Regions from separate parts of the Homo sapiens genome. Here region 1 is linked to region 2. Evidence: read pairs that join two places in POLR2A ChIA-PET (ENCODE). Cell type or tissue: A673. All regions are shown on one strand. Each heading gives the region's core, and the rest is flanking DNA. Links, peaks and the distances in the headings are about the cores only. Region 1 has its middle 89 kb from the start of MIR4452. Region 2 has its middle 37 kb from the start of MAPK10.

The links. Peaks named below come from ENCODE experiments on the same cell type or tissue, not always from the same donor. Only the 100,000 strongest peaks of a DNase experiment are listed, where the experiment ranks them.
Region 1: POLR2A ChIA-PET joins it to region 2 with 16 read pairs; 3 of 35 experiments call an interaction of 5 or more read pairs at or near these places.

Annotation. Positions count from the first base shown.
Region 1 is chr4:86,445,916-86,462,159 of GRCh38, forward strand. It overlaps a transcript of MAPK10 not described here. Among named protein-coding and RNA genes, the nearest start is that of MIR4452, 89 kb to the right of the region's middle. RefSeq lists an enhancer at 7,286-7,834. In A673, for the core only: no CTCF peak of the experiment used is centred there; a DNase peak (open chromatin) is centred at 7,936.
Region 2 is chr4:86,389,040-86,405,283 of GRCh38, forward strand. It overlaps a transcript of MAPK10 not described here. Among named protein-coding and RNA genes, the nearest start is that of MAPK10, 37 kb to the left of the region's middle. In A673, for the core only: no CTCF peak of the experiment used is centred there; no DNase peak of the experiment used is centred there.

The DNA of each region.
Region 1 (16,244 bases), core at 4,150-12,149, 58 kb after region 2:
ATAAAGAAAGGAAAGAGATTAGAGAAGGAATAAAGGAACAGGTAAAGGTAAAGAAAAAAATCTTAATTTTTCTTATTCTTAATTGATCTCACAGATAACAGTTTGTTCAAAATAATAATAGAAATAATGTATTTGATGATCGATTATAGCTTATGTAGAAGTGAAATGAATGACAGTAAGGCGCTGGAGGGCATAATACAAAGGGCAGAAGGGAAGAATTAGAAATACTCGATTATTGTTACAAGGTACTTGTATTATCTGTGAAGCAGTATAGCTCACTTTCAAATGTATTTGAAAGTGGATTTGGATTAGCTGTAAATGGACATTGCATACTCTAGAGTAACTACTAAATAAAGTAAAATCGTGGTAGCAATGTCCATTTCATAGATGCCATAGGTATCAGTTGCCAAGCATTAAAAATTCTAAGATAAAATAGTTGAGAATTACATTACCTAACACATTCAAGAATTTATTTATTTATTTTTTGAGAGAGTCTCACCATGTTGCTCTGGCTGGTTGAAAACTCCTGGCCTCAAGCAATCCTCCTGCCTTGGCCTCCCAAAGCTCTAGCATTACAGGCATTAGCTGACACACATAGCCCCAGTAAATATTTTTATTTTAAAAAAATGCCACTATAAACATTCATGTGCTTGTCTCCCTGAGCACATGTGGATGGAATTATTTAATCACAGGTCTTCAAAGGCATCTCTCTCTCTGCTAAGCATTATATTTATTCCCCAAAGTGGTTGCGCCAACTTGCACTCCCACCAGCAGTTCTTGATATGATATTTGCTATTACTCTCCATCCTTACTGATACTTCTGTCAAACTTTTAAATTTAGGGGTGTGAAATGCTGTGTCTCATTTAATTTGCCTCCCCCTAATTACTAATAAGGTTGATCATCTTTTCATGTGCTTCTCCTGAACTTCTTCTTCTTTGAATTACCTGTTCATATCTTTATTTTTCCCATGTGTTTGTCTTTTTTTATTGATGTTTAAGAGTCCTTCATATATTCTAAATAATAATTATTTGTTGGTTCTGTGTGTTACGAATACCTTCTCTCAGTCTTTGGAACTCATCTTTTCACTTATTTATGTTGCATGTTAAACGTTTGTAACATAAACTGTCCTTATAAGCAGAAGCAAACTACTTGTAAATATATACTGATACGGTTTGACTTTGTATCACCACCCAAATCTTATCTCAAATTGTAATCCCCAGGTGTTGAGAGAGGGACCTGGTGGGAGGTAATTGGATCATGGGGGCAGTTTTCCCCATGCTGTTCTTGTGATCGTGAGAGAATTCTGAAGAGATCTGATGGTTTTTTAAGGGGCTCTTCCCACTTCGCTTTGCTTTCTTCTCTCTCCTGTTGCCTTGTGAAGAAGGTTCTTGCTTCCCCTTCACCTTCCACCATGATTGTAAATTTCCTGAGGCCTCTGGAGCCATGGAGAACTGTGCGTCAGTTAAACCTCTTTCCTTTATAAATTACCCAGTCTTGGGTATTTCTTTACAGCAGTGTGAAAATGGACTAATACACATACTGTATAAACCAGGTTCTTGAAAATACTCTTCCCTGAGTTTACTGGTTTTGTTATTGTTATTTAACTTATTTTCTTTAATAGAGTATATGTACATGGCACAAAATTCAAAATACACAAAATGATAAACATAAACAGTAAATCTTCCTCCTTCCTCCTTCCAAGCAACTCAGTTCCTCTCCCACGATACAAACACTGGTGCTTTTTTTTTCTTTTTTGAATCTATGAAGATAAACCATGTATTGTAAACATTTATATATTTTGTTTTTCTACAACAATGGTAATATACTACACTATTATATTCCTTGAAGTTTTCTCCTAAAATGTGTATCTTAAAAATACATATATGTGTGTATCTCTAGATTATCTAGATTATCAGTATAATACATATAGAGTTAATTCTTTCTTTTTTACACCTACCTAGAATTCCACAAGCATGGGGGAATGTGTAGCCTAATGAGAGAATATGTCAGCTCTGGAGCATGATTAAATGAATTTCAGTCCCAGCTCCTCTATTTATTAGAAGCAAGTTAGTTGTGCTCTCTATGTCTCAGTTTCCCCTTTTCTAAATGAAAATAATAATGGTTCCTATCTCACACAGTTTTTGTGGGAGTTAGATTATGTTAATATGTAAAGAGCCTAGTAAATACTTAGCACATAAACACACATACACAAAAAAAACACATTCTTATTCTCACAAACCAATTTTTATTTAACCAACCTGTATTAGAGTCTATTTCACAGCTTTCTTTCCTTTTCATTAATATACTAGTACCACACTTTTAATTAATATAGCTTTATGTAGCATATACATATTAATATGTGCCTAGCAAATCCTCCCTAAATTTTCTCTCTATTTTTTTGTCAGAATTTTCTAGTCTATTGTTCCTTGATGATGTTTCCATATGAATCTTAGAGTCAACTAGTCTAATTAAAAAGAATTCTGGGTTTTTTTTTTTATCTTAAATTTATGGATTAACTAGAGAAATGTCAGTTTTGTAATAGTAAGACTTCCTATCCAAGAACATAATATGTCTTACCATTTGTCAAAGTATTCTTTGTGTTCTTTAGTAATATTTTAACTTTTTAAATGTAGATCTTATAAATTTCTTGTTAACTTTATTCCTAGGTATTTCATGTTTTATTACTATTATAAAAGGGCATTTTGTTCCATTACAGCTTCTAACCCAGCACTCCCCAACATTTTTGGCACCAGGGACCGGATTCATGGAAGACAATTTTTCCACTGACCAAGGGCAGAGCAGGGAGGTGGCTTCAGGATGATTCAAGTGCATTACATTTAATTGTGCACATTATTTCTATTATTATTACATTGTAATATATAATGAAAGAATTACACAACTCACCATAATGTAATATCAGTGGAAGCCCTGAGCTTGTTTTCCTGCAACTAGTCAGTCCCATCTGGGGGTGATAGGAGACAGTGACAGATCATCAGGCATTAGATTCTTATAGGTAGCGTGCAACCAAGATCCCTTGCATGCACAGTTCACAATAGGGTTCCTGCTTCTGAGAATCTAATGCCGCTGCTGATCTGACAGGAAGCAGAGCTCAGGCGGTAATGCAAGCAACTGTAAATACAGAGGAGGATCGCTGGCTCGCCACCCCCACCGCACCACCCCCACCTCACGACCCTGCTCACCTCCTGCTGTGCAGCCTAGTTCCTGTACCAGTCTGTGGCCCCAGGGGTTGGGGACCCGTGTTCTAACTGACTGTGGTTTGTTCCTTGTTTTCCAAGTGTCATTTTTAAATCTCCAGATCTAATCCTCCGTGAAAATGTCTTGCTCCCATAATCCATCAAAATCATCTGAAGCTCTGAGTTCACCAGCAGGTACTAACCAAAAAACACTACAAATGTCTTTATGGTCATGAAGGTAACATTTACCTCGCATTTATTTTAGAGACTTAGAACATAAATTCAAGTTAAAGCGTGCTTTATTTAAGACCACCAATGGTTTCAGTGACTCATATGTTTCAATAATATATTTCTTTACTCATATTTCAATTTACCATAGTACCATGACATGAAATGAAAAAACCTGACCCTAGTCAACTTCAATGTGATACATGAACAGATGATATGGTTTTGGGTATACTAAGTATGGTGTACCCATCCTAACATGACCCCCAATAAGTCATGCATGCTTTTGCAAAGTCTCCTTCAATGTGGAGGAAACTAGGAAACTGTGACTTGCTTTTTAGCCAATAGAATGTGGCAAACATAGTAGGATAGTCACTCTCTTTATTAGGTTATATTACGTGGCAAAGGCGATAGCATAGTCACTTCCGTGATTGTTACATTATATGAGACTTCATCCCAGAAGACTGGAGGACAAAATTTTCCTGCTGGTCTTGAGAAGTAACCTGCCATGTTGTAGGCGCACAAAGGGCAGCCTCTGGAAGATGAGAGTTACCCTGGCTAATTGCCAGCAACAAAATGAAGACTTCAGTTCTATAACCTCAGGAGCCTGCATTTTGCCAACAGTCACAGGAGCTTGAAAGAGGACCCTGAGCTCCAGAAGGAAATGCAGCCCAGCTGATCCTTTGATGTAATCTTGGGAAACTCTAAGCAGAGGAACTAGCTAAATTGTGCCTGAACTCCCAATCCACAGAAACGATGAGATAATAAATGTGTGTTGTTTTAAGCCAATAAGTTGTGCTAATTTGTCATAGCAGCAATAGAGAACTAATAAACTAAGTCAAATACTGTGCCTGCACATTACAACTACAAACAGTAAATATCTCTTACCATTTAGTAAATTTATGGTGGAGTTTAGTCAGAGTGAAGTATCAGTATTATACAGTTTAATTATCTCCCTAAATTTACAGTGCTGTCAGTAGGAAATTCCAGAATAACCCCAGACACTCCAAAGCTTAATATTTCGGCACAACTTTTTCATACCACATACTTCAAAACCTGAGCTAAATATTACTCATCAGCATTCAAAATTTGACTAAACTGAAATCTTTTATAAATGTAAGAGTCTATTTGAAAACAGAAAGTATTATATTAATTTATAACTGAAAAATGGGGGAAAAACAGAGATTTATTTTTAAATAATTGAAATCCTTCAATTATCTCTGCCTCTGCCTCGTCAGTTACCCCTAGGGTATGAATTTTAGTGCTTTTCTTTTTTTAGGTCAGAGATGCAACCACAGTAACCTACCCATAGTTATAACTATAACAACATTTCCATGGCAAACCCAGTTTTCTAGAATTTCACATAATACAGCTATTTGAACACTTACAACCCAGCATATGGGTTCACGCTTGACATTTAATGTCTCAGTCATAAAGCAAACTGTTCCAGCACTTTCAAAAAGAACATTAAGATGTTGGCTTACAAAATAAAATGCTGGCTAACCAAACTTTTTTAATGCATGCAGTCCTAGAATTCAAAAGTATTCTTTCCATTAAAAGTTATTTTCTTTTTCTTCTCTGATACATTGTAAAAAGCTATAAAATTAGTGTCTGACATGCCATTTGGATGTAAATCCAAATCCTCAATTACGCAAAGAAAGGGAGCATATTCAAAGTTAAGTTTTAGAGAGATTTTGTGGAGTGTAGGCAAAGGTTTTCTAAAGAGGATGGAGATTTACAAGGTAACAAAGGCTTAAAGGAACTTCCCCCACTGAGGATCTCAGAGAGAAGTACAAACCGCTAATAATGGAAGCAAGGCCAGATTCTGTTTGTAGAGTCCTCTACAAATAAATAGGGTTGTCTTGACTCTTCAAGTAAATTACATTTTTATCATTCGGTTTTTAAGTTTTTATGTCCTACACTGTTATCCCCAAACCTTCCAGAAACCCAGTATACGAACAGCCTTATATTAGCAGTTCTGTGATGAATTATTAAATAGAGTAAAATATATATTCTGGTGATGAGGTAGAGAGGTAAAGGAGACCTTCACCAAACTACCTTGTTTTAGACTAGCATGGTAATAACATGAAGAATAACGGCCAATATTTATATGACATATTATATGCAAAGCATTTTATATGGATACTAACTCAAACAAACTACTTTAAGTTGACTTCCCCAGAACCAGACCCTGAGGCAAGGATTTGTGTGAAAGTGATTTAAGAAAAAGTGTTTCCAGGAGGAGTGGGAGTGGTACGGTGGGACCAGAAAGTGAAGGAGGCCAAGCAAAGGTGTGAACCACTTCAGAGGGATGATAACTCAATCCCACAGGAGCCCCAGTGTAAAACAAGCCTGAGTTATGTGCAACCCATGTGCCTGATGCCTATGGAGCAAGGGAGGTGGAGTATTTACATTCCTAAAGTGGCAGTCATTCATTAAGGCTGGGGAAACAGGGGAGGGCACACAAATTCCCAGGTACTTTTAGATCTCGAGTCCAAAGCAGGATCTGAGAGAGGAGTTGACAAAAAAAGACACCAGATACCAGCTCGGGGGATGACAGCTCATCTGGGGCCTGTGTGCACAAAGATGGAAGAGAAATCGAACACGATATGAACAGGACATCTGTTACATAACCCTCACAACAACCCTGTAAGGTAGCTATTTGTTTTATGTCCATTTTACAAGTGAGGAGACTGAAATGCAGAAAGATTAAACGAGATGCCCAAGATCCTATAGCTGATAAGTGTCAGAGTCAGGATTTGAAACCAGACTATCTGGCTCCAGAGTCTGCACACTCCTCCACCATATTATTAAATCAAGCACTAGAGCAGAGCATGCAGAGACCCAAGGAAGAACTAAAGCCATGGTTAGGAACCAAACAACAGAGAACAGGCTAGAGCCAGGAATGATTTAAGATGCAGCCCAAATATACTAACGTGACCCTTGGTAGGAGAGAGTGTGTAATTAGATCTATTAAGTGGTTAGTGCCAATCCAGGTATTAGACATTTGGGTTACACATAATATTCACTTTCACTCTAAGCATGCAAGAGAGAGAAATTATTGTAGGCATGGAAGCAGCTGTAGAAAAAGGGAAAGAACAAAACAAAATTTTCTCTCCCTCTTCCTTTTCTTTCCCTAATTCCTACTTCCTTCTCTTCCACACACACAAACATACAATGCGCACGCACACACACACACACACACGCAAGTCTGAAAGCTTCTTTCAGTTTGTTTCTGATAATTTATTAAAAATAATTAGGAAAATTGGCAGAGACATTAAACTCAACACACCATAGCAAGGGACCGAGTCAGAGATTTTCCTGTAAGCTAAGCTTGCCTATAAAAATAGCTTGGATAACAGATAGCTTTTTAATTAATTTTAAAAGCTAGTTGCAAAGGAGAGATCATGGCGGACGGGAGGCAGGACTGGACTGCAGCTCCCACTCGGACAGACAGAGCAGCGTGTGGAGGCTTGCATCGTGAACTTTTGCTCCAGAAGGACTGCAGGAATACATTAGGAATGCCGCAAGAACCCATGGACCCTCTAAAGGGTCCTGCAGGACCCAGGAGACACCCCAAATACTACGAGCGCCCAAACTGTGGAAGTGGGAAAGGGAGGTCGTCTGCCCCCAAACACACAGCCCCACTGGGGAACCTGAAGGTCTAGATTATCCGAGAAGATTCTGACCTTACCTGGAGCTGAGTCAATTTAGAGAGCTGCGTGAAATACAGGGGTAGAGGAAGCAGCGGCAAAATCCCTCTGGGCTCGCTGGGTCCCCTGCCACGCCATTTCTGCCTGGCCTCACAGGGGTCCTTGAGGAGGGCTGCTGGAGGCACTGGGAAAGCTGCAGGGAGAAGGAAAACTCCAGCTGAACTTTGTAACAATTTCAACTGATGGAGAAGTCTCTTGGCCAGAACTCAGGGGGAGGGCATGAATCCAGTGTGCAGACTCAACAGAGCAGGGAAGAAGGAGAGCCCTGTTTATTTTCACAGCTGGGAGGCGGGTAGCCTGGGGAAAGTACTCGGTCCTGCTTGCCCACTGCCTGGAGACAGCCTTGGTGCTGCTGCTGGGGGCACAATGGGAGTGAGACCAGCTGTTTGCGTTGTGTGGGAACTGGGTGAGGCCTGTGACTGCCAGCTTGCCCGCACTTCCCTGTCAAGCTGCATGACACAGCAAAGGCAGACATAATCCTCCTAGGAACATAACTCTATTGACCTGGGAACCTCACCCCCACCCCCCCACCCCACCCCCACCACAGCAGCCACAGCAAGACCCACCCAAGTAGAGTCTGAGCTCAGACATGCCTAGCCCTGCCCCCACCTAATGGTCCTTCCCAAGCCATCCTGGTAACTGAAGACAAAGGGCATATACCCTTGGGAGTTCCAAGGCCCTACCCACTGCCTGTTCCTCCCCATACTACCACAGCTGATGCTCTCTTGAAAGCACCACCTCCCGGCAGGAGGCCAACCAGCACAAAAATTGTGCATTAATCAATCAAAGCTAAGGACCCTCACAGAGTCCTTTTCACCAGTCTGCCACCTCCACTGGAGGAAGTACTGGTATCCACAGCTAAGAGACCCACAGATGGTTCACATCACAGGACTCTGTGCAGACAACCCCCAGTACCAGCCCAGAGCCTGTTAGACTTGCTGGGTGGCTAGATTCAGAAGAGAGATAACAATCACTACAGCTCGGCTTTCAGGAAGCCACATCCCTAGGAAAAGAGGGACAGTACTACATCAAGGAAACACCCTTTTGAACAAAAGGAACTGAACAACAGCCTTCAGCTCTAGACCTTCCCTCTGACAGAGCCTACCCAAATGAGAAGGCACCAGAAAACCAACTCTGGTAATATGATGAAACAAGGTTCTTTAACATCCCCCCAAAATCACACTAGCTCTCCAGCATTGGATCCAAACCAGGAAGAAATCCCTGATCTACCTGAAAAAGAATTCAGAAGGATAGTTATTAAGCTAATCAGGAAGGCACCTGAGAAAGGCGAAGCCCAGTGTAAGGAAATCAAAAATATGATACAAAAAGTGAAGGGAGAAATAGTCAATGAAATAGACAGCATAAATAAAAAACAATCAAAACTTCGGGAAACAATGGACACACTTATAGAAATGCAAAATGCTCTGGAAAGTCTCAGCAATAGACTTAAACAAGCAGAAGAGCTTCAGAGACTCAAACAAGCAGAAAAGCTTCAGAAGACAAGGTTTTCAAATTAACCCAATCCAACAAAGACAAAAAAGAGTAAGAAAATATGAACAAAGCCTCCAAGAAGTCTGGAAGTATGTTAAATGGCCAAACCTAAGAATAATGGTGTTCCTGAGGAAGAAAAGAAATCTAAACATTTGGCAACTATATTTGGGGGATTAATCAAGAAAAATTTCTCTGGCCTTGCTAGAGAACTAGACATCCAAATACAAGAAGCTCAAAGAACACCTGGGAAATTCATTGCAAAAAGGTTATCACCTAGGCACATTGTCATCAGGTTATCTGAAGTCAAGACAAAGAAAAAAAATCTTAAGAGATGTAAGGCAAAAATACCAGGTAACCTATAAAGGAAAACCTATCAAATTAACAGCAGATTTCTCCACAGAAACCCTACAGGCTAGAAGGGATTCGGACCCTATCTTCAGCCTCCTCAAACAAAACAATTATCAGCCAAGAATTTTTGTACCCAGTGAAACTAAGCTTCATAAGTGAAGGAAAAATACAGTATTTTTCATACAAACAAATGCTAAGGGAATTCGCCACTACCAAAGCAGCACTACAAGAATTGCTAAAAGGAGGTCTAAATCTTGAAACATATCCTAGAAACACATCAAAATAGAACCTCTTTAATGCATACATCTCACAGGACCTACAACAAAAATACAACAACAACAAAAAAAACAAGGTATACAGGCAACAAATAGCACAATGAATGGAACAGTACCTCACAACTCAATACTAACATTGAATGTAAATAGCCTAAATGCACCATCTAAAAGACACGGAATTGCAGAATGGATAAGAATTCACCAGCCAACTAGAGACACACCTTCAAGAGACACAAACTTCAAGAGACACACCTAACACATAAGGACTCACATAAATTTAAGGTAAAGGGAAGGAAAAAGACATTCCATGCGAATGGACACCAAAAGTGAGCAGGGGTAGCTATTCTTATATCAGACAAAACAAACTTTAAAGCAACAGCAGTTTAGAAAGACAAAGAGGGTCATTATATAATGATAAAAGGCCTTGTCCAACAGGAAAATATCACAACCCTAAATATAAATGCACCTAACACTAGAGCTCCCAAATTTATAAGACAATTACTAATAGACCTAAGAAATGAGATAGACAGCAACACAATAATAGTGGGGGACTTCAATACTCCATTGACAGCACTAGACAGGACATCAAGACAGAAAGGCAACAAAGAAACAATGGATTTAAACTATGCACTGGAACAAATAGACTTAACAGATATTTACAGGACATTCTACCCAACAAATGCAGAATATACATTCTATTCAACAACACATGGAACTTTCTCCAAGATAGACTGTATGATAGGCCACAAAATGAGCCTCAATAAATTCAAGAAAATTGAAATTGTATCAAGCATTCTCTCAGACCAGAGTGGAATAAAACTGGAAATCAACTCCAAAAGGAACCTTCAAAACCAGGCAAATACATGGAAATTAAATAACCTGCTCCTGTATGATCATTGGGTCAAAACTGAAATCAAGATGGAAATTTAAAAATTCTTCAAACTGAATGACAATAGTGACACAACCTTTCAAAACCTCTGGGATACAGCAAAGGCAACACTAAGAGGAAAGTTCATAGCTCTAAATGCCTACATAAAAATGTCTGAAAAAGCACAAACAGACAATCTAAGGTCACACCTCAAGGAACTAGAGAAACAAGAACAAACCAAACTGAAACCCGGCAGAAGAAAGGAAATAACCAAGATTCAGAGCAGAACTAAATGAAATTGAAACAACAACAACAAAAAAGATAAGTAAAACAAAAACCTGGTTATTTGAAAAGGTAAATAAGATTGATAGACCATTAGCAAGATTAACCAAGAAAAGAAGAAAGAAAATCCAGATAAGCTCAATTAGAAATGAAATGGGAGATGCTACAACTGACACCACAGAAATACAAAAGATCATTCAAGGCTACTATGAACACCTTTATGCACATAAACTAGAAAACCTAAAAGAGATGGATAAATTCCTAGAAAAAAACAACCCACCTAGTTTAAATCAGGAAGAATTAGACACTCTGAACAGACCAATAACAAACAGCAATATTGAAATGGTAATAAAAAAATTACCAACAAAAAAAAGTCCGGAACCAGATGGATTCACAGCAGAATTCTACCAGACATTCAAAGAAGAATTGATACCAATTCGATTGACACTATTCCACAAGATAGAGAAAAAGGGAATCCTCCCTAAATCATTCTATGAAGCCAGTATCACTCTAATACCAAAACCAGGAAAGGACATAACCAAAAAAGACAACTACAGACCAATATCCCTGATGAACATAGATGCTAAAATCCTTAACAAAATACTAGCTAACTGAATCCAACAACACATCCAAAAGATAATCTACCATGATCAAGTGGGTTTCATACCAGGGATGCAGGGATGGTTTAACATACATAAGTCAATAAATGTGATACACCACATAAACAGAATCAAAAACAAAAATCACAAAATCATCTCAATAGATGCAGCAAAAGCATTTGACAAAATCTAGCATCCCTTTATGATTAAAACTCTTAGCAAAATTGGCATACAAAGGACATACTTCAATGTAATAAAAGCCATCTATGACAAACCCACAGCCAACAGATACTGAATGGGGAAAAGTTGAAAGCATTCTGTCTGAGAACTGGAGCTAGACAAGGATGCCCACTCTCACCACTCCTTTTCAACATAGTACTGGAAGTCCTAGCCAGAGCAACCAGACAAGAGAAAGAAATAAAGGGCATCCCAATTGGTAAAAAGGAAGTCAAACTGTCACTGTTTGCTGATGATGTGATTGTTTACCTAGAAAACCCTAAAGACTCCTCCAGAAAGCTCCTAGAACTCATAAAAGAATTCTGCAAAGTTTCCAGATACAAAAATCAACATACACAAATCAATAGCTCTTCTATACACCAATAGCAACCAAGCTGAGAATCAAATCAAGAATTCAACCTTTTTACAATAGCTGCAAAACAAAATAAAATAATTACGAATATACCTAACCAAGGAGGTAAAAGACCTCTACAAAGAAAACTACAAAACGTTGCCGAAAGAAATCATAGATGACACAAACAAATGGAAACACATCCCATGCTCATGGATAGGTAGAATCAATATTGTGAAAATGACCATACTGCCAAAAGTAATCTACAAATTCAATGCAATTCACATCAAAATACCACCATCATTCTTCACAGAATTAGAAAAAAAAAATCCTAAAATCCATACGGAACCAAAAAAGAGCCTACATAGCCAAAGCAAGACTCAGCAAAAGAACAAATCTGGGCTGGGAGCGGTGGCTCACACCTGTAATCCCAGCACTTTGGGAGGCTGAGATTGGAGGATCACCTGAGGTCAGGAGTTTGAGACCAGCCTGACCAACATGGAGAAAACTCATCTCTACTAAAAAATACAAAATTAGGCCAGGCACGGTGGCTCATGCCTGTAATTCCAGCACTTTGGGAGGCCAAGGCAGGCAGATCACCTGAGGTCAGGAGTTCAGGACCAGCCTGGCCAACATGGTGAAACTCCGTCTCCACTAAAAAAATACAAAAATTAGCCAGGCATGGTGGCATATGCCTGTAATCCCAGCTACTTAGGAAGCTGAGGCAGGAGAATTGCTTGAACCTGGGAGGTGGAGGTTGCAGTGAGCCAAGATTGCACCACTGCACTCCAGCCTGGGTGACAGAGCAAGACTCTGTCTCAAAAAAAAAAAAAACTAGCCGGGCGTGGTGGCACATGCCTGTAATCCAGCTACTTGGGAGGCCGAGGCAGGAGAATCACTTGAACCCAGGAGGCAAGGGTTTTGGTGAGCTGAGATCATGCCATTGCACTCCAGCCTGGGCAACAGAGCGAAACTCCATCTCAAAAACAAAAAAAAAAGAACAAATCTGGACGCATCACATGACCTGATTTCAAACTGTGCTATAAGGCCATAGTCATCAAAACAGCATGGTGCTGGTATAAATATAGGCATATAGACCAATGTAATAGAATAGAAAACCCAGAAATAAACCCAAATACTTACAGCCAACTGATTTTCAATAAAGCAAACAAAAACATAAAGAAGGGAAAGGACACCCTATTCAACAAATGGTGCTGGGATAATTGGCAAGCCACATGTAAGAGAATGAAACTGGATCCTCATCTCTCACCTTATACAAAAATCAACTCAAGATGGATCAAGGACTTAAATCCAAGACCTGAAACTAGAAATTCTAGAAGATGGCTTTGGAAAAACCCTTCTAGACATTGGCTCAGGCAAAGATTTCATGACCACGAACCCAGAAGTAAATGCAATAAAAACAAAGATAAATAGCTGGGACTTAAACAAAAGAGCTTTTACACAGCAGAAGGAACAGTCAGCAGAGTGAATAGACAACCCACAGAATGGGAGAAAAATCACAATCTATACATCTGACAAAGGACTAATACCCAGAATCTACAATGAACTCAAACAAATTAGCAAGAAAAAAAACAAACAAGGCCATAAAAAAGTGGGCTAAGGCCATGAATAGACAATTCTCAAAAGAGGATATACAAATGGACAACAAACATATGAAAAAATGCTCAACATCACTAGTGATCAGGGAAATTCAAGTCAAAACCACAATGCAATACCACCTTACTCTTGCAAGAATGGCTATAATCAAAAAATAATAGATGCTGGCGTGGATGCAGTGAACAGGGAACACTTCTACGCTGCTGGTGGGAACATAAACTAGTAAAACCACTATGAAAAAAAGTGTGGAGATTCCTTAAAGAACTAAAAGTAGAACTACCATTTGATCTAAGCAATCCCACTACTGGGTATCTCTCCAGAGGAAAAGAAGTCACTAAAAAGATACTTGCACACACATGTTTATAGCAGCACAATTTGCAATTGCAAAAATGTGGAACCAACCCAAATGCCCATCAATCAAAGAATGGATAAAGAAACTGTGAGATATGTATATATAGATAGATAGATGATGGAATACTACTCAGCCATAAAAAGGAATGAATTAATGGCATTCGCAGTGACCTGGATGAGATTGGAGACTATTATTCTAAATGAAGTAACTCAGGAATGGAAAACCAAACATCATATGTTCTCACTTATATGTGGGAGCTAAGCTATGAGGATGCAAAGGCATAAGAATGACACAATGGACTCTGGGGACTCAGGCAGAAAGGGTGGGAAGGGGGTGAGGGATAAAAGATCACAAATTGGGTGGAGTGTATACTGCTCGGGTGATGGGTGCACCAAAATCTCACAAATCATCACCGAAGAACTTACTCATGTAACCAAACACCACCTGTTCCCCAATAACTTATGGAAATAAAAAATTTAATTAAAAAATAAACTTCTAAGAAAAAAATCTAAAAAAAAAGCTAGTTGTTTCAAATTCAAAACAGAATTTGAGATTCCCTGGGAAAGTTTATGTTCCATAAAATAAATATTTTTGTCAATCAGGTTACCACTAAATCTATCATTAAATCTTTGTTCATTTGAATATAGCAGAGTTTAAATTTTTAAAGAGTCTTCTATGGGTTTCAGCAACTGGGCAGACTGAGATGTTCAGACTCCCCTCAATTAGCAACACATAGAAGTGATGGCTAAAATATAACCCCCAAATAAACTTAACTACATAGTTGGGTATTGATAAAACATTAGAAATGTACATCTTAAGTGCCAGACATGAAACAGGGACTCAAAGCCAGAGATGTGCCTGAAGAAGCCAATGCCTTGGTTCTGGAAGGCAGGGCCAGGAGAGAAGGCATAGAAAACCAAGTCCAGGAACACACTTTCTCCTTTACAGGAGACCCAGAGGGAAGGGTAGAATGGTTCCCATATACATGGGAACTGGATATGTGACAGAGATCACCCGTCACATGTAAAAATCAGAAGAAAAAGGATGGAACCACCAATTAATGCCAATAGTGTAATGCTGGGAACAGGCCCCCAAATCTGGCCATAAACTGGCCCCAAAACTGGCCATAAACAAAATATCTGCAGCACTGTGACATGCTCATGATGGCCATGACGCCCACGCTGGAAGGCTGTCAGTTTACAGAATAAGGGCAAGCAACACCTGGCCCACCCAAGGCAGAAAACCACTTAAGGCATTCTTAAACCACAAACAATAGCATGAGTGATGGGTTCCTTAAGGACATGTTCCTGCTGCAGTTAACTAGCCAGAGCCCATCTCTTTATTTTGGCCCATCTCTTTGTTTCCGGTAAGGAATACTTTTAGTTAATCTATAATCTATAGAAACAATGCTTATCACTGGCTTACTGTCAATAAATATGTGGGTAAATCTCTGTTCAGGGCTCTCAGCTCTGAAGGCTGTGAGACCCCTGAATTCCCTCTCCACATGCTATATTTCTGTGTGTGTGTCTTTAATTCCTCTAGCACCACTGGGTTAGGGTCTCCATGACCGAGCTGGTCTCAGCAAATGATGCCCATACGTGGGGCTCAAACCCAGGTCGAAGGGTCATTGGAGTGATGGTTGGAGAACGTGGAACTAAGCTGGAGGACACCTGAGTACTCTTTTTTTTTTTTGAAATATTTAAAGAGGTTTATTCTGAGCCAAATATGAGTGACCAAGGCCTGTGACAAAGCCCAAGGAGTTCCTGAGAAACTGTGCCCAAGGCGGTTGGTTTACAGCTTGGTTTTATACATTTGAGGAGGACAGAAGTTACAGGCAGACATCAATCCAGAAAGGCGGGACAACTTGAAGTGGATGGGGAAGGCACAGGGTCTGGAGGGGCTCCAAGTCACAGGTGGAGTCAAAGATTTTCTGATTGGCAGTTAGTTGAAATCATTAAGTTATTATCTAAAGACCTGGAATCAAGGCCGGGTGTGGTGGCTCACACCTGTAATTCCAGCACTTTGGGAGGCCAAGGTGGGTGGATCACTTCACCTGAGTATCTTAAGCAATCCCCATGGTGAGTAAGAAGGGGAGCTTGGAAGCATCAGGGTAACAATGGGACAACTGTGGGCTCTGGTTCATTCCATCTTGGAACCTTTTCACACTGATGATGAGGAGGAAGGAGAGTATAATGAAGTAACAGAAGAAGTAACAGAGCAGATTTGTTTGCCAGCTAAAGCTAAAGCGGCAAAGGAGGAAGAGGTTCATCCCTACCCTTCTGCATCCCCTCATTATTTTGAAGAAAAAGAGTGGCCTGACCCTCCAGATCTTTCTTTTCTGGAGGACACTGGGCAAAAAGTAGTTGCCCCAGTAACTGTTCGAGCAGCACCTTGAGTGACCACTCTCAGTTCTATTCAGGCAGGAATTCAGCAAGCTAAACGAAAGGATGATTTAGAGGCTTGGCAGTTCCCTGTTAGCATACACCCCCCAAATCAACAGGGAAATATAGCTACATTTGAGCCTTTTCCTTTTAAATTCAGGAAATGCCATGCAGGGCCCATCCTGGGCCCCGTTCCAAACTGGGGCATTTCCAGCTCAGGCCACTCCCTCACCCCTATACAATATTTGTCCCCCGCCACAGCGCCACAGCCAGTAGTACTGCAGTAGATTGATACTGCACAAAAGCTATGAGTCTTCTGCCTAGGGAACC
Region 2 (16,244 bases), core at 3,182-11,181:
AATCCCCAGTGTTGGAGGTGGGACCTGGTGGGAGATGATTGGATCATGGGGCTGGATCTCCCGCTTTGGTGCTGTTCTCCTGCTGGAGTTCTCACAAGATCTGGTTGTTTAAAAGTGTGTAGCAGCTCCCCCCACCCTCTTGCTCCTGCCCTGGTCATGTAAGATATGCTCACTCCCCCTTTGCCTTCCACCATGATTGTGAGTTTCCTAAGGCCTCCCCAGATGCAGATCCTGCCATGCTGCCCGTACAGCCTGCAGAACCATGAGCCAACTAAACCTATTTTCATTATAAATTACCCAGTCTCAGGTATTTTCTTATAGCAGTGCAAAAATGGATTAATACAATATGATCTTTGTAATAAACTTAATAATACTACTGTATAACATTTAACTTTGTCCTAGCCATCATGAGACAATAAATTAGTAATTCTCAATGAAAGGGAGCATGCCACACTCCCCTACGGGATAGTTTTTAGAGTTTATTGTTTATCTTCTGTTTTTTTGCCTTTACTGACTGTTACTGTGATTGGCGGTCCAACTATAAGTTGGGACCAAGGGGACTGGGTGTTGTGAAATGTGTAGTACAGCCCCACAGAATGAAGAATTGTCCTGTGTTTTGTGCAATTTTATAATATCCAACACATGACAAACCTTCACATTTTGTCATAGTTTTCATATATATCAAATTTTCTAGGATTCTGACTACTGTATAGTAGAGGAAATATTGTATGATGCTTTATTTTCTTTGTGGAGGTACTGGGAGTTAGTAAGAAGTTCAGAGTATGTTACTAAAAGCAGTATCACTTGTGGGATTTGAATTGCTAATATTTCAAACAGATGAGTCTGCATTTATAGCTGTTGAATTCATGTTGAAAGAACCTCCCTCTCTCTCTGCCCCCATCTATCCAACTACAAATACATTTATTTGTCGCTTGTTTTAAAATAATAATTATAGAGAAGAAGGATTGACCATCAACTAAATATTGCCTTTTCCTAAATCTAAATTTATTCATTCCAAGTAAGGACAAGCATCTGCCTCTTTCCTTTTCTTTTCCAGTGGAGCCATGCTGAGTATTTAAATACTGAAATGCATATCATTTTACTACATACATAAAATTTTATTTCTCTCTTATTTCACAGTTTAGGTATTATATTGATTCTTTAAAATCATATATGCAGGTAGATTGTATTTCTATGAGTTTTATTCAATGGTAGAAAAGGAAGATGATAAAAAGATATTATTTAAAAAGTCTATTGGGTTGGATAGGATTGAAAACTACTGCACTTGATCCTATGAGATGCCAAAATAAAAGGCAGAATTTTCAAAACAGCTTTGCAACACTTTTGACACCTTAGAATGTAGAGAAAGAAGAGAATTGATGAGAACTATAGTTCCATACCCTCCCCTTCCCCCAAGCAACTTGGGCAGGATGCTACCTCTACTTTGAGCTAGGGTAGGGGCTTCCATGAGAGCACTTAGAAAGCTTCAAATATGTTTTCTGCAGTTGGAGACATGTGTGCCTTCCTCAAGTCTGAGAAAGCTAAAGGAGCTAGAAGAGACTGCCAGCAAGATAGAGGTGCCTATGTTTTGATTGACTGGCACTTTGAGAGTTGTTGAGGATAATAGATACATGCCCAGATATGGGTACAAGAGAGAGGGAACCCACACATCACCCTTTTATGTCCAACTTAGCCTATAGGATTTCCTAGGAGGACAGTACACATCCAATCGTGAAGGTCTGTGTGGAGTGGATCATGAATGCTAAGGGCTTGTGGGAAGGTGCTGAGCTTTAAGCCCAAAGCAATATATTTGCTCTTGTCAAAGAAGCTATCAATCTTCTGTCCATGTAGATATTATCTCTGGTATCTTACTAGGCTTGACTCTTTGAGAGATTAGCTCTCAGAGCCTGTGCCACATAATTGCTATCTGAGAAGTTTCATTACTTTATCTGTTTGCATTACCAGTGCAACCTTTTTAAAAATGTTAGAATATTGTTTAGGAAAGATCCTTTTATTTTCTCCATATTTGTACTCATTTTCAGATATGAAAGCTACACAAAAATCAGTTATGAAATTGAGGAAGATGAAACTAAAGATGCATCATTTACATTCAATCCTAGTTGTATATTTAACAGCTTCTTCTGTAAGCACAGGTTTAGTACATAAAATTATATTTGAAGTTCTCAAATTTGCATGTTACCAGAATGCAAGCCTCTGTAAGTATTATCATAGATCACCACTCCAATCAGAGTAAAAAGCTTTCCTTGAAAATTTTTTCTTTAAGATTAGAGCAAATGGAAACAAAATCCTTTAATACTTTAGATTTTTACCTTGTGGTCATACAAGTCAGAGTAGTTCAGTCTTGTCATATCATGCATGTATCTACATGCAACGTTTTTAACTGTACCATGATTGAAGAATAATAGAACCATCAATTCTAAGCATTCATGAATTTTTTGTCACTCCATATCAAGCCAAGTGTGGAGTGGAAAATGAATCAGAGACCTGATTCTATGGCATATAGAGACAAGGGGCAGCATACCTCGCCAGGCAGTGAGCTCTCTATCTCTGGGGACACTCAAGTGAAGGCAAGAATCCTTCATCTAGGACATGAAATTCCTGCATTGACTCTGAGATTACACAGATAAAGCTAATAATTCATATGCAACAAGACAGATATCACTTGTTAGCATGAGGAGGGGAGGTTGGATCCTGCAGAGAAATAGTACTAAAACAAGTGACGTGAACCATTGTCTTTTGATTACCCAGCATGCATTCACACTTACTTCCTTCCAGGACAAATAGCCCTTTCACATTCTCAGGCCAATTGCTTCAAGTAAAATTATCTCTACCTTAGGGATCCAGGATTGAAGCCCACCACAGGTTTAGCAGTACATTCCCTTCCCTGGCCACAGTGGCAATTTCAGGATTGAGTATTAGACCTATAAGTCAGGCTAATCAGGACCAATAAGCTCAATTCTAAAATTCCCTCTGCAGCAGGCTGGAAGTGGAGTATCTCTTACACTGGATCGGGTGTTATCATGCTGTGAGCCTGGAACTCTGCAAGGACAGCTGGCAGAGTCAGAAAATGAAGCCTATCAAGAGGATTCAGCGTATGGCCAGGCGCAGTGGCTCACACCTGTAATCCCAGCACTTTGGGAGGCCAAGGCAGGCGGATCGCCTGAGGTCAGGAGTTCGACACCAGCCTGGCCAATGTGGTGAAACTCCATCTCTACTAAAAATACAAAAATTAGCTGGTCACGCTGGCGCACACCTGTAGTCCCAGCTATTCAGGAGGCTGAAGCAGGAGAATCGCTTGAGCCCAGGAGGTGGAGGTTGTTGCAGTGAGCCGAAATCACACCATTGCACTCTAGCCTGGGCGACAGAGTGAAACTGTCTCAAAAAAAAAAAAAAAAAGAGGATTCAGAGTAGAAAAATAGCGGACTCTGAGTTCTGAACCAAGACACACCTGTTCAGTTACATAAGCCATCACAGTACTTTTTCCCTTTTTACTAAGCTATTTTGAGTTGTATCTTTTCTAACCTGCCTGTTCCGGCAAACAAAAAAGAAAAAAAAAAGGAGCAGACTAGCAGATCAAGTGGAGATTATAGTGTTCCATTCTATCCTCAGTACTAAGGATAGTGTCAGATACATAAAAGGTGCTCAATAAATACTTGCTGAATGACTGAAAAAAATGCTGCAAGCAGCAGGAAGAGCCAAGATGGCTTGGAAAAGGAGAGGGATAAGGAGGAAGTGGCTGGTGACTGTGTGTTGGTGAGGAGACTGCGTAGGAGTACAGGAGAGATTTTTAGCAGCTGTTATGAGTGCAAGACTTTGGGGAGATGGAGAGAGGTATAAAGAGAACTGTTAGGAAGTTTGCTCTATGATAAGCTGCATATAGTTTTCCTTACAGAAGGAAATATAACCTAAAATTCTATATATTATTCTTCAAGGCTTCTGGAGTCATACTTATGTCCTTGAATGTAACTTCTTGCAGAGGCTGGCTTTGAGGCAGAGCACACTTGCCAGATTTAATGAGGATTATACAAATGCATCTAAATGCTTTATGTGGAGATCAAATTTAAATGTATTGATAAAAACAGGCATATCTTGACTTGTCCTCAAGAGAAAAAATAAAAGGAACGGTTTTTACCCCCAAGCATAACTTCAATTAGAAGGTTAAGATGCATATCCAGTATAGCATGTTGATATTTATTTCAACAAATTCAACTCAATTTTTGGCCATCTAAGTTCTTTTCTTGCAATTTCCACTTCTATATCAAATCAATGATCTAGTTTTTTTTTTTTTAAGGAAAATAACTATTGTAAACAAAAAGAAAAAGTCTATTAAAGAATCAAGAAACTTGATTATACATTGACAGTCCTTCCATTTTTTAATAAATCTAGAAAAATATTCATGTTTACTTGTAACTCAATGTTTGTGATCAAAAATAAAGCAATGTTTCTAATGGAACCATTACCAGGCAAGCATTGACAAACTGAATATTTTACATACTGCCACTACAGCTTTGTGGCACTAAACTACAATGTTTTTTCTGAAGAAATCAAGTAATATTTTTAGCTTTTTTTAAAAAGACAATTCTATGTTGTGATGCTAACCAGAGCATCCTTTATTTAAATTCTGGTGAGGTACTGTCACTATATCTGTGGGTAAAGGGTACTTAGTAGAATAATAAAAAATGAAAGCAAGCTTGAAAGTCTCTCCACGACACCAGTGACAACAATAGAGACCTGACTTGAAGTTCCACAGTAACTCTCTCCCTGACCTTGAGTGTCTTCTTCACCTTCTGCATGTCTCACTAAATCACATAAGGTGAAGTACCTCTTTAAGAGTATTAAAGACCTACTCTGTTATTGCAACATTAAGAGCATAACACTTAAACACATTGGTGAAGAAAGAGAACATCAGATGACTAATAAGAAATAGGGGCTGGGCGTGGTGGCTCAAACTTGTAATCCCAGCACTTTGGGAGGCCGAGGTAGGCGGATCACCTGAGGTCAGGAGTTCAAGACCAGCCTGGCCAACATAGTGAAACCCCATCTTTACTAAAAACACAAATTAGCCAGGCTTGGTGGCATGCACCTGTAATCCCAGCTACTTGGGAGGCTGAGGCAGGAGAATTGCTTGAACCCAGGAGGCAGAGGTTGCAGTGAGCCCAGATCGCGCCATTGCACTCCAGCCTGGGCAACACAGCAAGACTCCATTTCAAAAAAAAAAGAAAGAAAGAAAGAAAGAAGAATTGATAATACTCAAACTTATTCCTCTTGAGCAAATAAAAATATGTCATACTTGACTTACCAATATTTCAGAATGAAAGCTATTGTCAGTGATTTTTTAGAGAGACTATATCACCAAACTACATATCAAAACTGAGAAAACATATATATCTTGAAAATAAAATAATTATTTACCCTTTGTTTAAATTAATTTTTGTTAGCTCCAAATTGTTTTTTGCTACAAATAATATTTAAAATAATTTTTAATTATTAACAGTGGTATGGGATTTTTTTCAGCTGAGAAACATTTATTTAATAGGTTTAAGGAGAAGAAGAAGATAAAGTTCACTTGGAAACCTGAAAACTCGGAAGATACAATGACTCGTGGAAAGGGATGTCAGGGAAAATACCATAAATGACAGACATTTTAGCATGCTTTCTATCTTGAGTAGGATCTCATTTATTTTAAAAAGTGAAGTGAGATTTGGATCTACAATGACAGAGTTTTCCAAACGTTAGCAAATCTTGGCTCATATAGGGAACAATGTTTGCACTATGCTCGGGGATAATGGATGAGGTTGCTCCTAGCTGAAGTGACAGCCAAAGGTTCTGGGCCACCCCCTGGCAAAACTCAGCTGCTCTAGCGGCTGAGGGTATCAATATATTCACGCACCTGTGCCCATTCTTTCACCATCTGTGGGGAAACGTTGCTCTCCAAAATAAAAAGGCATGTAAATCTTCCACCACTTCTGGGAAACAGCTCCATGTACACTCATTCACAGTATTGAGTCAATAAAAACCCCAGTATGTCATTGCAGCCTTCAATATTCCATAAAGCTATTTGGGGCCAAAGGGTACTATAAGCTCAGACTTGCATACAAAAGCAAAGGATGTTACCTTTGTTTTATAATCATACCAAAAAAGAAGGTATCATTAATATTATAGCTAAGGTCAAAATTCATATTTATTGGTTACTATTTAGTGTATATAAAAATTCAACTGCCTTATATTTGGACAACTAACCAAAATTAATCTCTAGCTATAAAATAAACATTTTCTCCTTATAATTCCTATTTTTTAGCTAGCCATTTTGATTAATGTGTTAGCTAACATGTGTCAACATTTTCTAAAATCATGCTTTCATGTAGCATCTAAGAATTAAGAAATATTAATATCAAAAATGCCAAGAGGAGCAAAAGAATGCATGATGTAACTGAATCATTATAATAAAATGGTTCAGCAATCAATCACCAGGTATTGATAGTTTTTGGGGCGGAGGGAGTTGTGGCTGGAGTGAGGAGAGGTTGCCAGGGGAGTGGAGATAATCCTACACAATGTCTTGGTCAGCCTGGGCTGCTATAACAGAATATTATAGACTGGTGGCTTAAAGGAGAGATATTCATTTCTCAAAGTTCTAGAAGCTGCAGAGCCCAAGATCAAGGTGCTGGCAGATTTCATTACTGGTGAGGGTTCTCTTCCTGGCTTGCAGAGGGCTGCTTCCCACTGTGTTCTCAAAGGGCAGAGAAAGGAAGCCCTGGTGTCTCTTCCTCATCCTGTATGAGCACTAGTCCCATCATGGGGGCTCCACCCTTATGGCCTCATCTAAACTTAATGATCTCCCAAGGGCCCTGCCTCCTAAGGCACACTTTGGGGATTAATGTTTCAACATACGAATTTTGGGAAGACACAAGCATTCGGTTTGTACCACATAAAACACACCATTCTCGCCATTCTATCTGTGCAGGCAGGAGCCTTTTTTACGTGAACCTAAGAAAGTAGTGTTTCCGGCCGGGCGAGGTGGCTCACGCCTGTAATCCCAGCACTTTGGGAGGCCGAGGCGGGTGGATCACCTGAGGCCAGGAGATCGAGACCATCCTGGCTAACATGGTGAAAGCCCGTCTCTACTAAAAATACAAAAAATTAGCCAGGCCTGGTGGCGGGCGCCTGTAGTCTCAGCTACTCGGGAGGCTGAGGCAGGAGAATGGCGCGAACCCAGGAGGCGGAGCTTGCAGTGAGCCGAGATCGTGCCACTGCACTCCAGCCTGGGCAAGAGTGCGAGACTCTGTCTCAAAAAAAAGAAAGAAAGTAGCGTTTCCAACAGAGAAGACCTAAAGCTCTTCCACCCAATACCATAGCCACTAGCCACAGGTGGCTGTTGAGCACTTCAAATGGGGATAGTCCAAATTGAGATAAACTATGTGTAAAATACACTCTGTATTTTCAGAACTTAGTACCAAAAAAATGTAAACTAGCATATTATATTAGGCCATTCTTGCATTACTATAAGGAAATACTTGAGACTGAGTAATTTATAAAGAAAAGAGATTTAATTGGCTCACAGTTCTGCAGGCTGTACAGAAACATGGCGCCAGCATCTGCTCCGCTTCTGGGAAGGAGCTTTTATTCATGAGAGAAGGCGAAACGGGAACAGGTATGTCACATAGCAAATGCTGGAGCAAGGGGTGGGGGGTGCCACATAATTTTAAACAACACACTATTGTGAGAACAGCACCAAGTCATGAGGGATCCACTCTCATGACCTAAACACCTCCTACTAAGCCCACCGTCAACACGGGAATAACATTTCAACATGAGATGTGAGCAAACTATAACACTTACTAGTAATTTTTATATTGATTTCATATTAAAATTATTACAGTTTGAGTTAAGTGTACACACTACTAAAATTAATTTCACCTATTTACTTTTTAATGTGGTTACTAGAAATTAAAATTACATATGTGGTTCACCTTGTGGCCCACATTATATTTTTATGGGACAGTGCTACCAGCCTAGAGCATGAACAGAATGAGGTAGAAAAAAAAAGATGAACACATAATAGAAAGAGAAGATGCTCTGGAAACAGATCAGGAAAGAAATATTTTTATTAAGCACATCTAAAATATTTATTGATTCCTCAGTGAGAAGAAATTATAAATTAAGAAGCACCCTGTGTGGTTGGTCTAACTTATTGAGAACCTGCGTCAGGTTCTCAATCTATGAGGTGAATTTAGTCATTCTTAATGAAACCTTTATATTGTTACCTTTATCAATTTCTCCTTCAAGTGTGTTACAGATAGATGGATATCTCTACTCCATGGAGTCTGACTATTGCAAAAGATTCTGGTGAAGAAAATGTGGCCACATTACAACTACATATTTCATGTAGTATTGCCAAGGGATAGAGAGTACTTTAAGACAGATGGTTAAATATCCCATTTTAAAGATTTCCAAACATCTTTGAAGAAGAGAGAAATGGTTGTTGGCATCTTTGCCCTTCTCAAAGCATTGAGAACTCCCAGGAGTGCTTGTTAACTTCCCCTGGGCTTCCGGGTGTGAGATCCCTTCTTTCCCCACTGATTGACTCCACCTACCATTTCCTCCCTGGGCAATACCCTTGTTCTTGCACCTATCATTCTGCCTTTTTCTGTATGTTAATAGGTATTTATTTGACCCTTAGCCTTTGCACTCAATCTATTCAAATTTATTCTGATATCCAATGATAAGGAAAGATGGAACTAGTTTGTGATTTCAGTTTTCCAAATGAATTTCCCAGATCATTACGTAAGCTCTGAATCTGCTATGGCAAAAAAAAAAAAAAAAAAAAAAAAAACTGGCTTTTTCTCTGTTCCAATCAATTGCCATGTAGAAAATATGATTCTTTTTTAAGAAGTGGGTACAGAGAACTCGTAACATGCAATACTCTGAAACTTTTGAACTACCTACTTTCCACTCTATCTGTATCCCAAACTATCACGACTCCTAACACTAGTCTTCAACTCAGTTCTGGGGAGATAGAGGGTGAGAAGAGACAGGCGCACAGGCAGGCAGACAGACAGACCACACAACAAAAACTTTGTTCTTCAGGTAATGAAGAAACACTAAAATTTAATTTTGGGTAAAAATGCCCATAATTAGTATTTCTAAAGATTCTCAAAAACAAACAAACAAAAAAAAAAAGAAAAGAAAAGAAAAGAAAAAAGGCCCAAGGATCTGGTAGATAATTATCACTAAGTATTTATTTTAGGTCAGATGCTACTTTCAGGGTTCTAAGGGAACCAACTCATTTGCATTCATAACAACTCTATGCTAGATAGTATTATTATCAAAGTCCTCTTTAAAATGACTGAAACTGAAACCCACAAAGTAAAATTCCTTTTCTGCAGTCAGGCTGCTAGTAAATAACAGAGCTGAGACCAAACCCAAATATTATGTCTGCAGAGTCCATGCACTGCCCTGCCTCTCTTAAGGATGAATTCAAGTCAAAAGATTCTTACTTACCGCACATTTTTCTTACAATATTAATGTACCTTGTTATTTTTCTTAATAATTTAGACTTTTATTTTAGATTCAGGTGGTACATGTGCAGGTTTGTTACAGGGGTACATTGCGTGATGCTGAAATTTAGGGTAAAATTGATCCTGTCACCCAGGTAGTGAGCACAGCACCCAATAGTTAGTTTTACAACCCTTGCGTCCCTCTCTTCCTCCCTGACAGTAGTCCCCAGTGTCTATTGCTACCATCTTTATGTCTATAAGTACCCAATATTTAGCTCCCATTTATGAGTGAGAATATGCAGCATTTAGTTTTCTGTTCCTACATTAATTCACTTAGGATAATGGCCTCCAGTACATCCATTTTGTTGCAAAGGACATGACTTTGTTCTTTTTTATGGCTACATAGTATTCCATGGTGCATAGGTACCACATTTTCATTATCCAGTCCACCGATGCTGGGCACCTGGGTTGATTCTGTCTTTGCTATTGTGGATACTGCTGCAACGAACACACACATGCGTATGTCTTTTTGGTAGAAAAATTTCTTTTCTTTTGGATACATATCCAGTAATGGGATTGCTGGGTTAAATAGTAGTTCTGTTTTCAGTTCTTTGAGAAATCTCTAAACCGTTTTCCACAGTGGCTGAACTAATTTACATTCCCACCTACAGTGTATAAGCATTCCCTTTCCTCCACAGCCTCGCCAACATCTGTTGATTTTGAGTCTTTAATAAAAGCTGTTCTGACTGGTGTGAGATGGTACTTCATTATGGTTTTGATTTTCATTTCTCTGATGACTAATGATGTTGAGCTTATTTTCATATGTTTCTCAGCCACTTGTATGTCTTCTTTTGAAAAGTAACTGCTTATGTCTTTTGCCCACTTTTTAGTAGGGTTATTTGTTTTTTGTTTGTCAAGTTCTTATAGATTCTGGATATTAGAATATTTTCTCCCATTCTGTAGGTTGTCTGTTTATTCTGTTGATCTTTCTTTTGCTGTGCAGAAGCTGTCTACTTTTATATTATGACCATTTTGAGGGCAAGAATTGCAGCTATAATCTACACCCAATGTGACTTTATCAACTGGTTCATGCAACAAACTCACTACTGAGCACCTAATGTGCATCTGGCACTCTTAACAGGCACTGGGAATACAAGATGAGCAAGAAAACCTCTGATATTAATATCCTTACCACTGAGGTGGTTCATTAGTGGAACAATAATGTGGCAAATGCTGTCCTAGTGGTTTGAACCTAGTGCAAGGAGAACATAGAGGAGGAAACAGTTAGTAATTCTGCTTAGCAATATTAGAAAAGAATGAAAACTTGATAATGACTAAAAATACATTTATTTTAAGTTTTCTATAATAGACATAGAATTATCTACTTCCTATAGAAAAATTCCCTTACATGAGATATAAATTGGTATGGGAAACCATTACCTTGAAAACATGATGCCGCTGAAGCTTTCTTTTGTGGTATATGTTGCTAATACATACAAATATAAATTACACATTTATCATGCAGATATACAAATATATTTTTCACATTTTATGGTCATATCACATATAAAGTTCCTGCTAAACTATCATTATTTTGCTACTGCATTAGAACTTTTAATGATATGTCTTAGGGTTAGACAAGTTTCTGACAAAAGCTCACCTCTTCTCTGACATTACATGCTGATTATTTTTTCTCTTAATTACTGAGTGTTATTGCTCTTCCACTGATGCATTTCTTTCCCACACCCATGTTTATACATTTCTCAAGATAAAGTGTCGTATTACAAGGAAGCCAACATCTTTCAAACCCTGAGAACATTACTATAGTGACGTACATGGGATCGTAATGATTTTTCTGGTTCCTCTCTCTCTTTCTCTCTCTCCCTCTCTCTCTCTTTCTCTCTCTCTCTCCACGTAATGGGGAGTTTTAATTTATTTGGAATGGTAAGTTACCAGAAAGACATGACAGAAGAATAAAAAAATGCCTTTTAGTTCCAAAGCCCAGTTTAGTGCACTCAAACCAGGATATTGTTGATAGCTAACTTGTTTTCTATAATAAATGTACTTGAATCAATTTACATCTTTCACAAAAATAAAACATCAAAACAAGCTTTATAATTCTATAAGATGTTACTTGACATATAACAGACGCTGCCCTCTGAAAGAAGGGTTCAATATTGGTTTAACTCCCTTGCAGTTTTTTGGAAGTCAATTACTTCTAATTCAATGACATCCTAACGGCAAAAGTTCAAAGGCTTAATTATGAGATCTACTGATAAAATATAATTATTCAGTGAAATACAAGTATGCCATTATTCTTTTATTTTTAAAAGAATTTTATTAAATCCAAAAATACAAGAAGATTTTTATTGTGTGCTTACATAAACATGGAAAGTAAAAATAAATGACAAAATCAAATGTGGGTCACGAGGTCAATTTTCTCAGTTAATAAATTGTAACTTAAAAAATTACAAATTAGTGGTCTTAGTATATCTAACTACATGCATTATAAGTGGAACTTTTATTTTCCACTTGCCTCTGTTCCTTTAACAGGATTAAAAATATATTGAAAGCAATGTACTACAGGAAAATAACTAAATTTTGAGTCAAAACACAATTTGATGGGTACAAAATGCTGAAGTGTCCAAGGAGTTTATCACTGGACTCCTGTATATAGAATATATTCTGTTCTACGTTAGAACAGAAACACAAGATGTGATATATTTCTATTTCCTTTATGTATACAAATGATGTGGTATACAAGTAGGCATCAGCAATAATGGTTTGAACCTCATTATTCTATCCTCTACTAGGATTAGCTTTTGCTGATTTGCACTTTAGATTCTTCGCTTCCATTGAAAAGCAATGTAGGAAATTGTGTTAAAAATTACAATTGGTAGAAAGATGTTCTTGAGATAACTAAAAGCACTGTATACAAACTGCCACAAGATAAATTTCTTACATATCTTAAAGTCAGAAAAGCTTTACTTCCCATTAGGAGCTGATATGTTTTATTCTTTCTAATCATGTTTCTCTTTTTACTTTGGCCACCTGGAAGCTTAATGTATGACTCAAATTCACTGCAGACAATTCTATAATCTCTATGTCTATTTTATGTGTTTTAATTAATATGACCCTAAAGAAATCTCTTAAAGTTTCCATTTTCTCATTTATAAAATATTCACAAGATGTTGTAAAACTCAAAGTAAATTATTTATGTAACAGTGTTTTCAAATTGGTTTACAAATATTAGGGCTTATTATCTTCCCAAAGAGAGAACCACTGAAATATGTATTTCAGTGGTGCTGAAGGTCCATAACCCTAGTATTGGATATCTGCTGCCATTTTGGAGTATCTTGAAACTTTGAGAAACTATCCCTCCTCCTCCCCTATGTTCTACTGTCAGAGCTCCAGGGGTAGACACATGACTAGAGCCTCACTGAAAAAGCATCCTACGCCCCCAGCCATAGTAATTACTTCCATATGAGCACATGACCTGTGCTGAAACAAGGAAGGTCATACCTAAGACTGCTGGAACAAAAAGGAAACTAGTGCTCTCATTTTACGGAAATTGTTCACAGTAAGACAATCTAAGTCTAGAGCTGCTAAGAGGACTTTTTTTTTTTCACTTCACTGGGAAAATATGCTTTAGAATAAAACCAAACCAACACAAAGGAAAGCAGAATTGAGAAAGACAGAGATGGTATTCTGATAAAAGAGTTTGAGTGTCTTGACCCAACCATGTCTGAAGCCATCTGCAATCCCCAAATACAGCATCATATCATTTATCACCACGGGCTCTCTAATTCAGTTTTAACATAGGCAAATTCACATGGAAGCAGAAACATACTTGATTATCCTATAATGCTATTTTAAAATATGTCCAATCAGTGCAGAAAATATAAAAGAATTCATGGGCCAGGATATTTTTAAAAATCAGCTGCTAAACCTGTGAGCAGAAACTTTGGGATTTTAAAGAGGAAATCCCTTATAATTGCAGTATGTTATTCCAGGTTTTCTTAGAGGTTGATAAGACAGGATAAAACATTTAAGGATTTCATTAAAAGAAACCCAAGTGAGAAAAAATAGGGAGGGAACCAGGCAAGACTAGCCATTTGATTGAGGTATAAGCCTGACCCTCAGTGAAAGAGAAAGGGAAGAAAGTTTGGATGGAAACTTCCTAGACTGCTGTGCAGTCTAAGGAAGACTCAAAAGGCCATTCGGTGGCCTCAAGTCTAAAGTTGGTCCAGATATCCCAGAAACAGGCCAGCCTTAGCATCTCTGTCAGTCAGCCCTGGGCTGTAAGCAGCCCACGGAAAGCATGGCCTGGGCTCAAATGCAACATTGGATTTCAGAGAGCAGCATCTGGGACCCTTGGTAATCTGCACTCCCTATAGTTGGAAATTTTGCAATCACATTGTCATGGCTGACACCTATAGTGAGATCCTATGGCACACAAGATACAATTAAGGCTAAGGAAGCAGTTAAATATAATATCAAGTGGTTAATGTTGAGTCAGAAGAAGAAAGGAACTAAATCAATTTTGGTTTTCTGGTAATTCAGAAACAAGAGATAGTGATGGCTTCATATGTGTTCCTGGTGCTGGATGATATGGGAAAAGTGGTTATAAGACTTAGAGCCTGTATTAGTCCATTTTCACACTACTATAAAGAAATACCTGGCCAGGTGTGGTGGCTCATGTCTAATCCTAGCACTTTGAGAAGTCAAGGCGGGAGGATCACCTGAGGTCAGGAGTTCAAGATCAGTCTAGCCAACGTGGTGAAATCCCATCTCTACTAAAAATACAAAAAATTAGCTGGGCGTGGTGGCACCTGCCTGTAATTCCAGCTACTCAGGAGGCTGAGGCATGAGAATTGCTTGAACCCGGGAGACAGAGGTTGCAGTGAGTTAAGATTGTACAACTTACCACTGCACTCCAGCCTGGGCAACAGAGAGAGAGTCTGTCACACACACACACAAAAAACAACAACAAAACCTGAGACTGGGTAATTTATAAAGGAAAGAGGCTTAATTGGCTCACAGTTCCACATGGCTGAAGAAGCCTCAGGAAACTTACAATCATGACAGAAGACAAAGGGGGAGCAAGGATCTTCTTCACAGGCGGCAGGAGAGAGAAGTGCAAGCAGGGGAAATGCCAGATGCTAATAAAACCATCAGATCTCGTGATACTCACTCACTATCATGAGAACAGCATGGGGAAAACTGCCCCCATGATCCAATTACCTCCCTCCCTTGACACATGGGGATTACAGGTCCCTCCCTTGACACGTAGGCATTACAACCGGAGATAAGATTTCGGTAGGGACACAGATCTAAACCATATCAGAGCCTTTGCCTAACTTTTTAATATGAAGCCTGAGTAATCACTTTTTCTCCCCCTTCCGATCTCCTTGATTATGTTTGTTTACCCTCCCAAGGTTAAACTTACCATTATGACATATTCAATACCAAAAACCAAAGTAATAATCATATTGTCATGATGTCAGGTCCAAACTTGCAATTCTTAGTTGTAGACTATTGTGAACTCCCCAGATTAGAGCCTATATTAGCTATTTATTTTATGTCTCTCTTGAATTCCTAGTCAAGTTTTAGGATTCAAAGTTCAGAGCCTAAACAATATTCTTTTTTTTTTCTAGTGAAATGTTTTTCACACAGTGGGTGCATAATAACTATATTCATCTGAATGACATGGGAGAGAATGGTACAACACTTAAGAGAGGAAAGGAAGAGAATTGATATCAGTGCATGCTCTCAAATCTCCTCTTACAATTAACCGTTCCTGTGAAAATTACTCCCTAAGGCTTAATGCACAGATTATAGGACTGTTTTCTTGAACTACAGACTTCTATTACTCTTCATTCATGATTCATTGACTCTCTCTATGCTAATGTACTTACCAATGCCTACTGCTTCATGCCACTTTTAGATCATCCATTAAGAGTGATGCTTTCTTATTTTTATGTACTGTGGAGGTTTATCACTGTTTATAACCCTTATTGTGGTCCCTTTAAATTCAATTTTAAAGTTGAGTTCTGGCAATTCAATCCTACCATTTTAAGCACCCTTTTGAAAATAAGAAAAGCAAAAATATTTCAGAGGAAGATTGTCTGTAAGCAGAGAGGGGCAAATCCATAGAAATCTTGTCTCACAGCATTAAAAGAAATTCCTGAGGGAACAGCAACCATATGCCCCAGATGTTGAGAGTCTTGGTTTCGAATTCTATCTTAGTAGACAGTAAGAGTTGTATAGCAGTTAGAGGCTCCTGCTTTGCAGACAGGCAGTCTGATTCAAACCCCTAGGCTATAATACATATAACATAATATAATAATTATATAATTGCTAACTCATAACCTTGAATAAGGAAATGAAATAGTGATATTATCTACTTCACAGAATGATTTACATAGACTAAATGAGATAATCCTATTATCCCAGGAGTTTGGCATGAGTCCCAACACATACTGCGCACTCTATAGGTATTAGCAGGTAGCAGTAGCTACACTCAATTGCTTACTGTCTGCTATCATGGTTTCCAAACACAGAGTTCCATGTCTCTGATTGGATTAGTCTCCTCTAGGCCTTTCTTATTTGAATCAATCTAGCTGGTGTTCTTGATTTCTGGGTCTGACATAACCAATTTTGAGCTCAATAATCATGATAGGTAAGATGATCTCTCATATTTTATATAATTTTATATAGCAACAGAAT